4 separate regions of the Homo sapiens genome follow, and all the other regions are linked to region 3. The links are chromatin contacts, found by Hi-C in ENCODE. All regions are on one chromosome and are shown on one strand. Each heading gives the region's core, a stretch centred on a gene start or an enhancer-like site at or near the end of the contact. The rest is flanking DNA. Distances are from core to core; before and after follow the strand shown.

The links. Hi-C counts contacts between places; a loop is a spot of excess contacts on that map. Pooled maps may share reads with other maps.
Region 1: a pooled map shows a loop between it and region 3 (6-fold over the local background). The contact joins the enhancer-like site here to the promoter of CTSZ in region 3. A Hi-C loop is called at or near these places in 3 of 50 pooled maps.
Region 2: a loop to region 3 is called in a pooled map, with 8 times the contacts of the local background. The contact joins the enhancer-like site here to the promoter of CTSZ in region 3. A Hi-C loop is called at or near these places in 6 of 37 single-sample maps with no recorded cell type and 4 of 50 pooled maps.
Region 4: a map of B cell shows a loop between it and region 3 (5-fold over the local background). The contact joins the enhancer-like site here to the promoter of CTSZ in region 3. A Hi-C loop is called at or near these places in 1 of 168 maps with a recorded cell type or tissue (B cell), 8 of 37 single-sample maps with no recorded cell type and 5 of 50 pooled maps.

What each region holds. Positions count from the first base shown.
Region 1 is chr20:57,449,130-57,451,829 of GRCh38, forward strand. No RefSeq gene overlaps it. Among named protein-coding and RNA genes, the nearest start is that of RBM38-AS1, 57 kb to the left of the region's middle. RefSeq lists enhancers at 1,558-1,847, 2,352-2,700. Within about 2 kb of position 1,427, at least 9 of the 41 ENCODE cell types and tissues checked have a DNase peak (open chromatin) inside an H3K27ac peak, as active enhancers do.
Region 2 is chr20:57,482,104-57,484,852 of GRCh38, forward strand. No RefSeq gene overlaps it. Among named protein-coding and RNA genes, the nearest start is that of CTCFL, 42 kb to the right of the region's middle. RefSeq lists an enhancer at 1,237-1,436 and a silencer at 1,727-1,826. Within about 2 kb of position 1,293, at least 2 of the 41 ENCODE cell types and tissues checked have a DNase peak (open chromatin) inside an H3K27ac peak, as active enhancers do.
Region 3 is chr20:59,005,983-59,008,822 of GRCh38, forward strand. It overlaps CTSZ (cathepsin Z), which reads right to left and starts at 1,272. Exons shown (of 6, transcript NM_001336.4): 1 at 1,004-1,272; 2 at 340-503. The coding sequence starts at 1,146. RefSeq lists enhancers at 524-1,335, 2,016-2,175, 2,196-2,305, 2,446-2,525 and a silencer at 956-1,555.
Region 4 is chr20:57,679,938-57,682,637 of GRCh38, forward strand. All of the region lies in intron 1 of PMEPA1 (prostate transmembrane protein, androgen induced 1), which reads right to left. Among named protein-coding and RNA genes, the nearest start is that of PMEPA1, 29 kb to the right of the region's middle. RefSeq lists enhancers at 1-199, 200-723, 550-619, 1,000-1,109, 1,520-1,579 and 2 more and a silencer at 1,938-2,101. Within about 2 kb of position 1,419, at least 10 of the 41 ENCODE cell types and tissues checked have a DNase peak (open chromatin) inside an H3K27ac peak, as active enhancers do; they include B cell, where a contact is called at or near this core.

The DNA.
Region 1 (2,700 bases), core at 177-2,676, 1.6 Mb before region 3:
GCATGCTGTTATAATCCCATTTCACAGGCAAGGAAGCTGAGGCTGGTAGCGTGCAATAGTGCCTCGCACTGGACTTCTCTCCCTCCCTTGCTCACAGTGGGTTTCTTCCTGCCCAGGGCCCTGGCCCGCTTTTTTCTCTCTGCCTCCCTACTTTGCCAAGTTCATTTCTCTTCTTCCTCTTGGTCTTACCCCAAATGCCATTTCTTCAGGAAGGCTTCTCTTACCCCCAAACTAGACCATACTCTCGCTTGAGGCTTTGACTGTGTGTTTTCTGTTTGCTAGTATCACACGTGACCCCCAGTGCCATGGCCTGAAGTACCTCTTGATTAGTTCACCTGCTCCTTAAGTCAGGCGTCTGGGTGGGCTCCACTGACCCTCTGTCCAGGGTCTCAGTGAGCCCAAGTCAAGGTGTCAGCAGACTGTGCCCCTTTCTGGAAGCTCAAAGGAGCACCTGTTTCCCGCTCATTGGGGTGGTTGGCAGGATTCAGGTCCTCGGTTCCTCCCTTTCCAAGGCAGCAGCCTCGGGGTGAGTCTTCCCTCTGCCGCCCCTCTTCCCATTCCCTCTTGCACTTTGAAGGGTTCCTGTGAGGACACTGGGCCCTCTCCAATGGTCCAGGATGATCTCCCCATCTCCAGGCCAGCTGATTCACAACCTCTGTTCCATCTGCTGCCCAAATTCCCCTTCGCCGAGCAGCCTAGAGTAGTTACAGGTTCTAAGACTGGGGTGAGGGCATTATTCTGCCCACCACACTTCCCTTGCTCTTTCCTGCCGCCTGTTTTTACTAAATGTGTCATTATATATTTGTGTGCGGGATTATTTGTTTTCTCTCTGTCTCCCTCCCATAAATATCATCTGCATGACTCAGGTTGGGTACATAGTGCCCGTACACAGGAGGCACCGAGTACAAATTCCCTGAACAGGTGGCAGCACTGGGGTCTGAACCTGCACCTCCATGTCATTCTTCACCAACAAAGTAGTTTGGATGCTCACTTTCTCCCCTGCCCCCCATCAGGTCGGCTGTGTCCAGTTGCACAGGCTGTAAACTGCACAACTCCAGGGCACTATTCACAGCTTAGTCTCTGTGATCCTCGCAGTTGGGTGGGATCCCTCAGGACCTGTAGGCTGAAGCTCTGCTCCTGAACCTGAGCCTGTGTTCTAAATCTGGAGCCTGTGTTTATAACATTGGCTGCTCCTAGAATCATCCAGAGGGCTTTAAAAAACCCTCCTGCCCAGGTCATGCTGCAGACCAACTGTGCCAGAATCCCTAGGGTGGCACTCGACACCCCAAGTGACTCGGAAGTGCAGCTGAGGTGCAAGCCTCCCTCCAGCAGGGATGCAGAGATAATTATGTAATAGAGGAAGAGCCCCCCCGCTCCCCACCCCGCACCCCCGTATACTTTGCATAACCGAGGCTGGGCAGCTTCCTCTCCCACAAGCCTGTTTCTTCACTCTGTGTGGCTGCAGCCTGGCTCTCTGGCTTCCTGTGGCCGATAAGCCGTCCTGCATCATTTACGACGCTGGGCCAACATCTGGCTGCCAGTGTGGTCACCAGTCCTGCTCCAGTGAGGGGGGGCAGTCATCTCTCCCGGTGACAAACTGCCTGCCCAGAGTGGCCTGAGGAGAGGGAGAGCAAAACCACATCATCGAGCCCCTTGCTCGGGACTCACTGGAGGGTTGCTGGATCCTAAGTTTTACTTGGCTTTGGGAAATTTGCTGGCACATTAGTTGCGAATATTTTGCTCTGAGGGTCTGAGTGCAGTCTTCGAGGTCTCAGCATCTTGCTTCTAGGGCAGGTGATGAAGTGCACTGGAGGCTGGGGCATGGCCGGGTGAGCTGAGGTGCTGGGAGCAGCAGGGACCATCTGGGGCAAACTGCTGCCAACACACTGGGTTTCTAGGGTGGACCCGGCCTGAGAAAGGACGGAGGGGGTGGCTTGGAGGGGCCCGGAGAGCGTGCAGGCCACAGATGGCACTGTGTCTGCACACTTCACCTTCTGTGAGAAATACTCATGACCCTCTTGCTCTGTCGAGCCCCGGCCGGGAGGTGTGTGGTTGCAGCCGCTTGGTCACGTCCCCTCATGTGGAAGGTACAGTCCCTATGGGCACACAAGCCCAGGGCTGGGCCCAGCACCCGCAGCTAGCCAGCCCCGGAGCCCCCCGAAGGAGTCCCCCAGGCCAGCACTCCTCACCTCTGGGCATCCACCTCCCCCTTTCCCAGAGGGCTGTGTATCTTTGGCCTCCTGTCTGGGGGCCTCGGCATTCCTTTTCTTTCTCTTTCCTCCTCAGTGAAGCTGGCAGTGGGGTGGAGACAATTCAGGTCTGACTGCCTCAGCAGCAAAGAAGGGGGGATGGCAGCTCATCCCAGGCAGACCCCGAAGGTGAAACATCCGCATGGCACACCAGTGCACTTGTGGCTATTGCAGCCCCATAGTCAAAACTCCGGGATGTCACCATGCTGAGGGCTCTGTCACATCCCCTGCTCTGGCTTGGCCAAGCTCCAGATGGGGACAATCACATGCCTCGCCTTGCCCCAAGAAAGAGAAGGAGATAATGGAAGACCACCCTTCTCCATGGTGCCACGTGGTGATGCTTGCTCTTGCTTACTGAGCACTCACGGGGGACCATTCTCAGCCTGGCTGCGTATGAGTGTATTCAGTTCTCACAACAGCCCTGCAGCCACGTAAATCCTCTTTGTACCCA
Region 2 (2,749 bases), core at 43-2,542, 1.5 Mb before region 3:
GGAGAAGGGGAGGAGAGGGGGAGGAGAGGGGGAGGAGAGGGGGAGGAGAGGGGGAGGAGAGGGGGAGGAGAGGGGGAGGAGAGGGCAAGGAGAGGTCTTCGGCATCCTTATGGTGAAAACCACATTTTCTCCTCCCCATTTCCCTGGTAGCTGGGAAGCGCATTCAATTAACGTGTATTGATTGGCTTGAGGAAATCGGGCTCCCAGAAGTCTAGGGCCTTGCTTAAGGTCACCTAGCGGTGGGGCAGGAACTGGGACACAGTTTTAATTTGACTCCGGAGCCCTGGACTGGCCTTGTAATTGGTACTTCTTGTGCAGTGCTCACGGACACCTCAGCTGAATGAAGGCCGTGCAGGTGGCTGGACAGAAACGCCCTGTAGCCCGCATCCCTCACGTTCAAGGCTTCTGTTTTTTCAGCACTCATTTCTAAGTGGCTTGCAGCCTTGCAAGATGAATTGTGGAAGTGCATGGGCACAGTACTTAAAAACATAGAGTCCCGAGCTGAGGCAGGTCTGCCCTTTCCAGTTATTTTCCAATCCTTGTGATTACAAAGAGGTTTCTTATTTAGGGGTGAGCCTGACTTTCACACTCGGGCAGGCTCCACTGGCAGCCAGCCTCCTGTGTCCCAGCCTCCAACAGAAGTTAAAGACACGAGGAGGGTTCAATGCATTCACTTTGGGGGATCCCTCCTGCTTATTAAGAAAATGATTTTCCATTTTTGGTAACAGTAGAGTTTTCTTTTAAAATTATTTAAGTAAATTTGGGGAGCAAATGCTACAGATAGTTATGGAAGGCATCCTGAGCTGATGGGCAGTTGCTGGATTTGATGGGAAACCAGGATCCAATTCAATTTCCCAGAGAACCCGAGGCCTGGCGCGGGCAGGGAGGGTCAAGGAAGGGAGGAGCCCAGGGTCCGGCCCTCGGCCCCAATCAGGGAATGCAGCTGCCTCAGAAAATGCTGGCTTTCATATGTCAGGGACAAAAGGGACCCTTTTTTCTCCCCTTTTTTTAGTTAGAAGGAAACCTTTGAGCCATTTATAAAGACAGGCTCGCTGACTTATGGGAAAGTGGGCTTCTCTACTGTCATTTACTAACTGGTATGCTTTAGCTCTGTGTCCCCACCTGAATCTCATCTTGAATTATACTCCCATAATTCCCACGTGTTGTGGGAGGGACATGGTGGGAGATCATTTGAATCATGGGGGCAGTTTCCCCCATACTGTTCTCATGGTAGCGAATAAGTCTCATGAGATCTGACGGTTTGATCGGGGGTTTCCGCTTTTGCATCTTCCTTATGTTCTCTTGCCGCCGCCAAGTAAGAAGTGTCTTTCACCTCGCGCCATGATTGTGAGGCCTCCCCAGCCATGTGGAACTGTAAGTCCAATTAAACCACTTTTACTTTCCAGTCTCGGGTATGTGTTTATCAGCAGTGTGAAAACCGACTAATACGCTAACTGTCATGTGTCTGGACGTGCGAAAAATCCCTAAATGGGTGAGAATCATGTGTTTCTGCTACAGTCTGTTTCAGCAATGCAAGTCTTGGGATGGATTAGATCAACCTTAAGTAATAAGAACAAACCCAGTCTTCAGAAAACTTTTGGGGGTTCCAATAGCATTTACCATGGGGCCTGGTGAAACATGAGCTTTGTTTCATCCGGCTGCTGCTTTGCGGGAGGATGGAGCAGAGCAGGAGGGGGCATGGCTCCAGACAGGTCGGGAACATTCTCAGAGTTGGGCCCCTGGATGACCCTGTCCTGGTCAATGCAAATACAGAGCCCCACCCTGGCAAGAGGGGAGAGGCACTGCCGTGATTTCAGTTTGTCTTCTGTCATGTTCTGGTGACCTCTCAACAGTGCTGTGGTCCTTGGGGCATGTGCACTGGGAGTGGGGGGCTTTTCGCTCACCTCTGAGGAGATCCTTTCTCCCTCCAGTGTCGATTCATTCTCACTTAATTAAACTTCAAGTTTTAAAAATGAGAACTGTCCAACCCAAGTGTCATCAATAGATAAACAGATAAACAAAATGTGATCCCCCTCATGCAAAGGAAAATTATTCACCCTTAAAAAGGTAAAAAAATTCTGACACAGGCTACAGCATGGATGAACCTCAGTGAATTATGCTCAGTGAAATAACCCAGGCACATAGAGTAGTGAAATTCATAAGGGATGGGAAGGAGAATGGAGGTCTCCAGGGGCTGGGTGGAGGGGGATACGGAGTTAATGTTTAATGGGGGCAGAGTTTCAGTTCGGCAAGATGAAAAGAGTTCTGGAGATGGGAGTACAACAAGGGGAATGTGCCTAACACCCCTGAACTGTACGTATCATGGCTAAGATGGCCAATTTTCTTTTTTTTTTTTTTTAAGATGGAGTCTTGCTCTGTCGCCCAGGCTGGAGTGCAGTGACGTGATCTCGGCTCACTGCAAGCTTCGCCTCCTGGGTTCACACCATTCTCCTGCCTCGGCCTCCTGAGTAGCTAGGACTACAGGCACCTACCACCACGCCTGGCTAATTTTTTTTTTTTTTTTTTTTTTTTTTTTTTTTAGTAGAGACGGGGTTTCACTGTATTAGCCAGGATGGTCTCCATCTCCTGACCTCGTGATCTGCCTGCCTCGGCCTCCCAAAGTGCTGGGATTACAGGCTTGAGCCACCGCGCCCGGTAAGACGGCCAATTTTATGTGTATCTTCCTACCACTTACAAAAAGGATACCATCAAGAGCAGTGGAAGTCTGTTTGCCAGCGTGCTGGGTCCT
Region 3 (2,840 bases), core at 22-2,521:
TGTATCCTCAAATACAGCCTGGGGACTCAGTGATTTTGCATTTCTGTTTCTATCCCAATGGCTGAGGTCACAAGCTTTGGGGGAGAGAGGGCACCTGGCAGCCACTTGTCACTGGGATTCAGTCCTAGTCCTGCCTGTCACCCAAAAGCCCCAGAATGACCCAGCTTGGGTCACCTCAGCAGAGGGCAAAGGCCCGCGCTCCTCGGCCTTAGCACCCCAGCCCAGGCTGACCTGGCCTTGAATCACAGGCCCCTGGAACCGCGGGCTGAGCTGCCTGGGCCTATAAACAGGCAGCCGGGATGGGCTTTCCTGGCCCACAGTCAAAGGGCGGCCACTCACCCGCCATAGCGCTGGTGCTGGCGTGGGCCCAGCAGGAGCCGCAGTATTGGGGGATGTGCTGGTTCCGGGTGATGCTGGCATAGTTGACACCATCCACATTGCGCCAGTCCCAGCTCTTGGGCAGATCCGCTGGGGACAGGTACTCATGAGGCCGGGGGTATGTGCTGAGAAGAGATCATCCCCACCCAGATCGGTGCTGGGGCTCCCGGGGGCCGTGGGCCCAGGAAGCCCTCGGTAGGGCCCTCCCGCCTTTCCCAACACCTGAGGGCATGGGAGTGGGGCCACAATCACCAGAGGTGAGCCAGGTGTGGGCCCACCTCACACTAGGAGGCTCCAGCGCTCTCAGAATGTGAAGGAGGCAGGGCACCCCCGAAAGGAGGGAACCGGGTTGCTCCCCCAGCCATGCCGCGCCGTAAGGGCCACCCCCAGAGGCCGAGGAGGTGGGGCTGGCCTGGCTTTCTGGCCAGGTGGGGCTTGTCCAACCCCACAAACATCAGGGCTCACCCTGGATGTGGAAGAGAAGGAGCGACCCCCAAAACGAAGCGGCTGGATCTGACCTTCCAAGGCCTGTTGGCGACGCAGGGCCCCCAGGAGGCAGAGCGCGCGCCTGGCCCGGGCGATGGGCCTCCCGTCCCCCCAGGGCTGCCTCCCCGCCGGTGCCCACCTGCGCCCCAGCGGAGCCAGCCCGTCCCCCCGCAGAGGCCGGTAGCAGGTCTGTCCCCGGCGGAAGTAGAGGCCGCCCTGCGCCGCGCCCGCCAGCAGCACGAGCAGCAGAAGCGGCCGCCACCCTGGCCCGCGCCTCGCCATGGCCCCGCGCCGGCTCCTGGGTCCCGCTCCGGATCCCGCTCCGAGTCCCAGATCCCGCGCCGGCTCCCGCTCTGGATCCCGCCCCGGCCTCGGCCTCGGCCCAGCACCCGGCCGACCCCGCACTTTGGGCCCCTGCCCCGCCCGGCCCTTAAGGCTGCGGCGGCCAGGCCGGGACACTCCCCCGGGGCGGGGCTGTCCCATCGCTGCTCCTGCCCCGCCCGGTGACCCCTGCCCTCCCCGCCCGGCTCCGCGCCCCGCTCCCTCCCTGGCTCCGGGGCACCTGAACTCGCGGGCCAGGCGCGAGGTCGCCGGGCAGACCCCAGCCTGACCCCGCCGCCGGCCGCCGCCCTGAGCGCGGGACTGTCCGGCTGGACTCATTTGCCGGGGTTCCTGGCTTCGGGGTGGGGGGCCGCAGGCTCATGGGCCCCCTTGGCCCTGCATTCCTGGGGCCCTGAGCCCTGGGGAGAGGCCCCCAGCCTCACATCTGGGCCCAGGCCTCCCCTAGGAAGGGATCCTGGGATGCGGCCACCGCCCCCAAAGAAGGGTCCCCGCGCCTGGCTTTCTAAACCCCTTTTCCCAAAGGCCCAGGCCCTTTCGGGGGGACGGTTCCCTTTTGCAGAGAAGGAAGGAGGGATCCTTCTAGAAAATGCCCCAAAGGAAGATTCCACTTGGCGCAGGCATCAGGAGTTATCCAATGTGACTTCCAAAGACGCCTTGAAAAGGTTTTCTGCTAACGAAACTCTTCTTAGTCAAATGAGGAACCAAAAGCAGAAGTGGCCCCCCAGGACGTGGTTTTGTAACTGGGGGAGGGCTTCTCGCTCCCTGCGGCCCCTCTGTTTGTCATGGCCCTTGGGCCCACACCATGGCCTTCTTCTCTGGTAAGAACAGGGCCCGGCATTCTGGGCTGCGACCTGACAGGCCCCTGCTGGGGGCCCTTGGCACAGGGCCCACAGATGAGCTTGCCTGACTCTCTCCATACTCAGTGGCACTCACCACATTCCAAGCGTGCCACGTGGGCAAGGGGAAGTCACAGTGGCTGCCTCCTGACTTCCAGAAGCTTCCATGACCATTCCCGGAAGCGCTGAGGTGGCCATGGAATCCCCGCATGACTGTCCGAGTGGAGAGCAAGGCTGGAGAGCTGCTTCGTCAGCCCAGAAGTTTCAGTCCTTGTTCCCCAAAAAGTGGTCACTGAGGCAAAGTGTGGCCCCGGGGCTCTACCTACTGATGTGTCTCTTATTTGTTTGGCAAGTCGCTCATGGAAACCATTAGTGTCCATCAGTCATCAGAAGGCGGGGTGGGGTGGCCATCCTGGGAGAAGTCCCCAAGCTTGAGCTGGCGGTGGGGGTGGGAGCGAGGCCTCCCAACCTCTGGGCATAAAAGGAGTGGAAAGAGAATTGCCAAGAGGGGGCCTTTCTTCCTCCCATGTCAACCCTCTGGCCTCCCTGACTATAGGAGCTGGGTCCTTGTGAGGAAGAAACCCAGACACAGCTGCCCTTGCCAGGTCATCAGGTGGCATCTACCAAAGCGGCCGGTTTTTGGCTTCTTCTAAAGAAAAAGCTAAGAACTCACAAAATTGTGTGGTAAGAGATATCGTGCCCCTCCCTCCAGGTACCCATAGTTATGATCCAGGTACTGTGAAGTCCAACAGCACATTCTACAGCATGAGAAACAAGCCTGGAGAGGGGAGGGCCCCT
Region 4 (2,700 bases), core at 169-2,668, 1.3 Mb before region 3:
TGGCTAGAGCCAGAGCCTGCGCCTTCCAGTTCCTTGGGTACAGGCTGTCCACGCAGGCATCCCTGGTGGGAGTGAGGGTCACAATGGCTGTGACCTTGACCATCTTTGCAAGGTGAGCCTAGCTTGTGGCATGGAGTCTGGCTTGCACTGCAAGCCCCAGGGAACCGTCGGGGGATGAGTGGATGGTAAAAACGACTTCTGCCCGTCAGACACTCAGACACACCAGCGGGGAGAGCTGCAGCCACTCCAGCTTTAGCTGGGTTGTGCTAAGAGCTTTAAGTGCATTATATCATTCAAAGCTCCCAAGGAGCCGCTTTGGGGAGTCCCGTCAACACCCGCATTCTGCAGATGAAGGGACTGGGACCTCAAGGGCAGCTGCTAGGGCTAAGGTGTGGTTCTTCTACCGGAGATGATTTTGCCCCAGGGGACATCTGGCCATATCTGGAAACACTTGTGGTTGCCACAACTGGGAGGGGGTGTTACTAGCATCCAGTGGGCGAGGGGAAGTAGCTAAACATCCACCCTGCCACGCACAGGGAAGTCCCCCACAGAAAAGAATTATTGAGCCCAAACGTCAGCACCAAGGTCGAGAAACTCTGGATTAAATCAGATGATAGTGAATATCTCAGGCACAGTGCCGGGTGCATAGTGCTTGCTCAATAAACATTAGCTAGGCAACAGCTGATTCCTAATTAGGCCTCAATGTGAAGACAGAAGCAGGGACTGAAACCACACACAACCGGTTTGAAGAATAACAACAACTTAGTCTAAAAACATCTGCTTTGAAAGCAAACGCTTAGGAAAGGGCAGTTGTTCATTTCACACTTGGATTGTACATTTCTGTAGGCTGGAGTCGCAACCACCTTGATCACCGATCAACGCACACTGGCACCAACCACCATGCCAGACACACAGGAGGCACTTCGTAAATGCTTGTGAAATGAATACATGGGTGAGGGAAAGTGGCGGAGAGCAGTCTGCGTGAGGACGTAAGCACAGGTCCTTCTCTGGAGGCAGGAGAATGAAAATCATCCCACGGGTCGGGGCCGGGTCAGTGAGGAAGGGAGGGAAGGAGTTCTGAGAATGTCAATCTGCAGGACAACTTCTAGTTTCCACCTTTTGCATGAGGGATTTCCAAGTGCCCCAGGGCCTGGGAGTCCCCATTCATCAACCCTGGGTGCTACCAGGGACAGGGCCCATTGTGATTTGTGAGGCCTGCCTGAGTGCTGGTGGGGCAGGGGTGAGGCAGGCGCCCATGCTCCTTCCTGACCTCTCCAGCACGCTCCATCCACTTGCATGGAATCACGGCAGTGGGGAATGAGAAACACCCCTCCATCACTGCCACTGGGAACCCCCGTCCCTCCAAACCTGCCGCCTGCCTGAGCTCCTGAGGGCACCCTCACCCTGCATGGGCCTCCTTCCTGCCAGGGAGGGAGCCCTGTGCGAGGCAACCAGGGGTTGCCCCGGAGCCAGTCCCACTTCTGCCATCTGCGGGTGACAGCGAGAGACCTCTCTAGGGTGTCCCCTGCCTGAGACGACCGTGAGGATGGTGTGGCGCTGCCTCTTACAAGGGTGGTCCCAGCATCAAGAAGGGAACGGCCCTCCCAGACCTTTCACTGCTTAAAATAACCAACTTTTTAATTTAGCAACCATTGTCGTTTCACGTTCAATTCTGTAAGCAATAATAGAGCTCTCCACGTACCCTCCACCTCCTCCCCTGCTGGCAGCACCTTACAAAACTCGATTCTCTGTGGTTTTCCCAGAATCAGAACTTGTGTACGCTTTAGTCACCCCCTCATTTTACAGAAGAAGGAACTGCAACCTGGTCAGTCCCCCCTCAAGGTGACACGGCCAGCTGGGAACTGGACATGGCCACCACACCTAGCTTAGCAGACCTCACCCTCTCGGCTTCTCCTCTCTGCCTGAGGTACTCCCCCCAAGGTCTTCCCACCGCTGACTCCTTCTCATCCCTCATTCTCAGCACAAGGTCAGCCCTGCTGAGAGACCCTCTCAGACCAATAAAGCAGCCCCCAGGCACAGTCATGTGACACTGTCGAATCTCCTCCTCCGTTCAGTATCTGACTCTGTTTCCCATCTGCACCAGACTAGTAGCTCCCTGAGGGCAGGCTCAGGCCTGTTCCATTCACCAGGTCCTCCCATCTCCAGTGGCACAGGGAAGGAGCTCACCTACTGGATAAATGAACAGAAGATGGGTGATTCGCCCAAATACCGGGTCTGTCCTCCTTCCTTAGGTCACTATTACACACAGACAGACACAGCTACCTTCGATGGGAGGTGACGGCGTAGCAAAGGCTCCCAGTGGGAATGAAGGCTTGAGCTGAGTGTGAATGGTGCTCAGAGCGGGGGACCAGCTCCACCAGCGGTTCCCTGTGTGACCTTGGGCAAGCTGTTCTCTGAGCCTCGGTGGTTTCATCCATAAAATGGGGAAATGACAGCCCGCTGCCCTTGCATACCTAAGCACAAAGTCACTGGTAACTAGGGGCCCAGGTTCTGGGTCTCCCTGGAGTGTCGGGGTCCTAGGCGCCGGCCCAGAGGAGTTTCAAAGTCAGCCTTTAACTGCCCTCCCAGTAAAGAGGCTGCTGAATGCTACAGAGCAGGCTCCCGTGCCCACCGCCCCACACCTGGAAGACGAAAGGACACGAGAAGGAGAGGCACAGCTGCGTCGCTGGCTGTGACCCA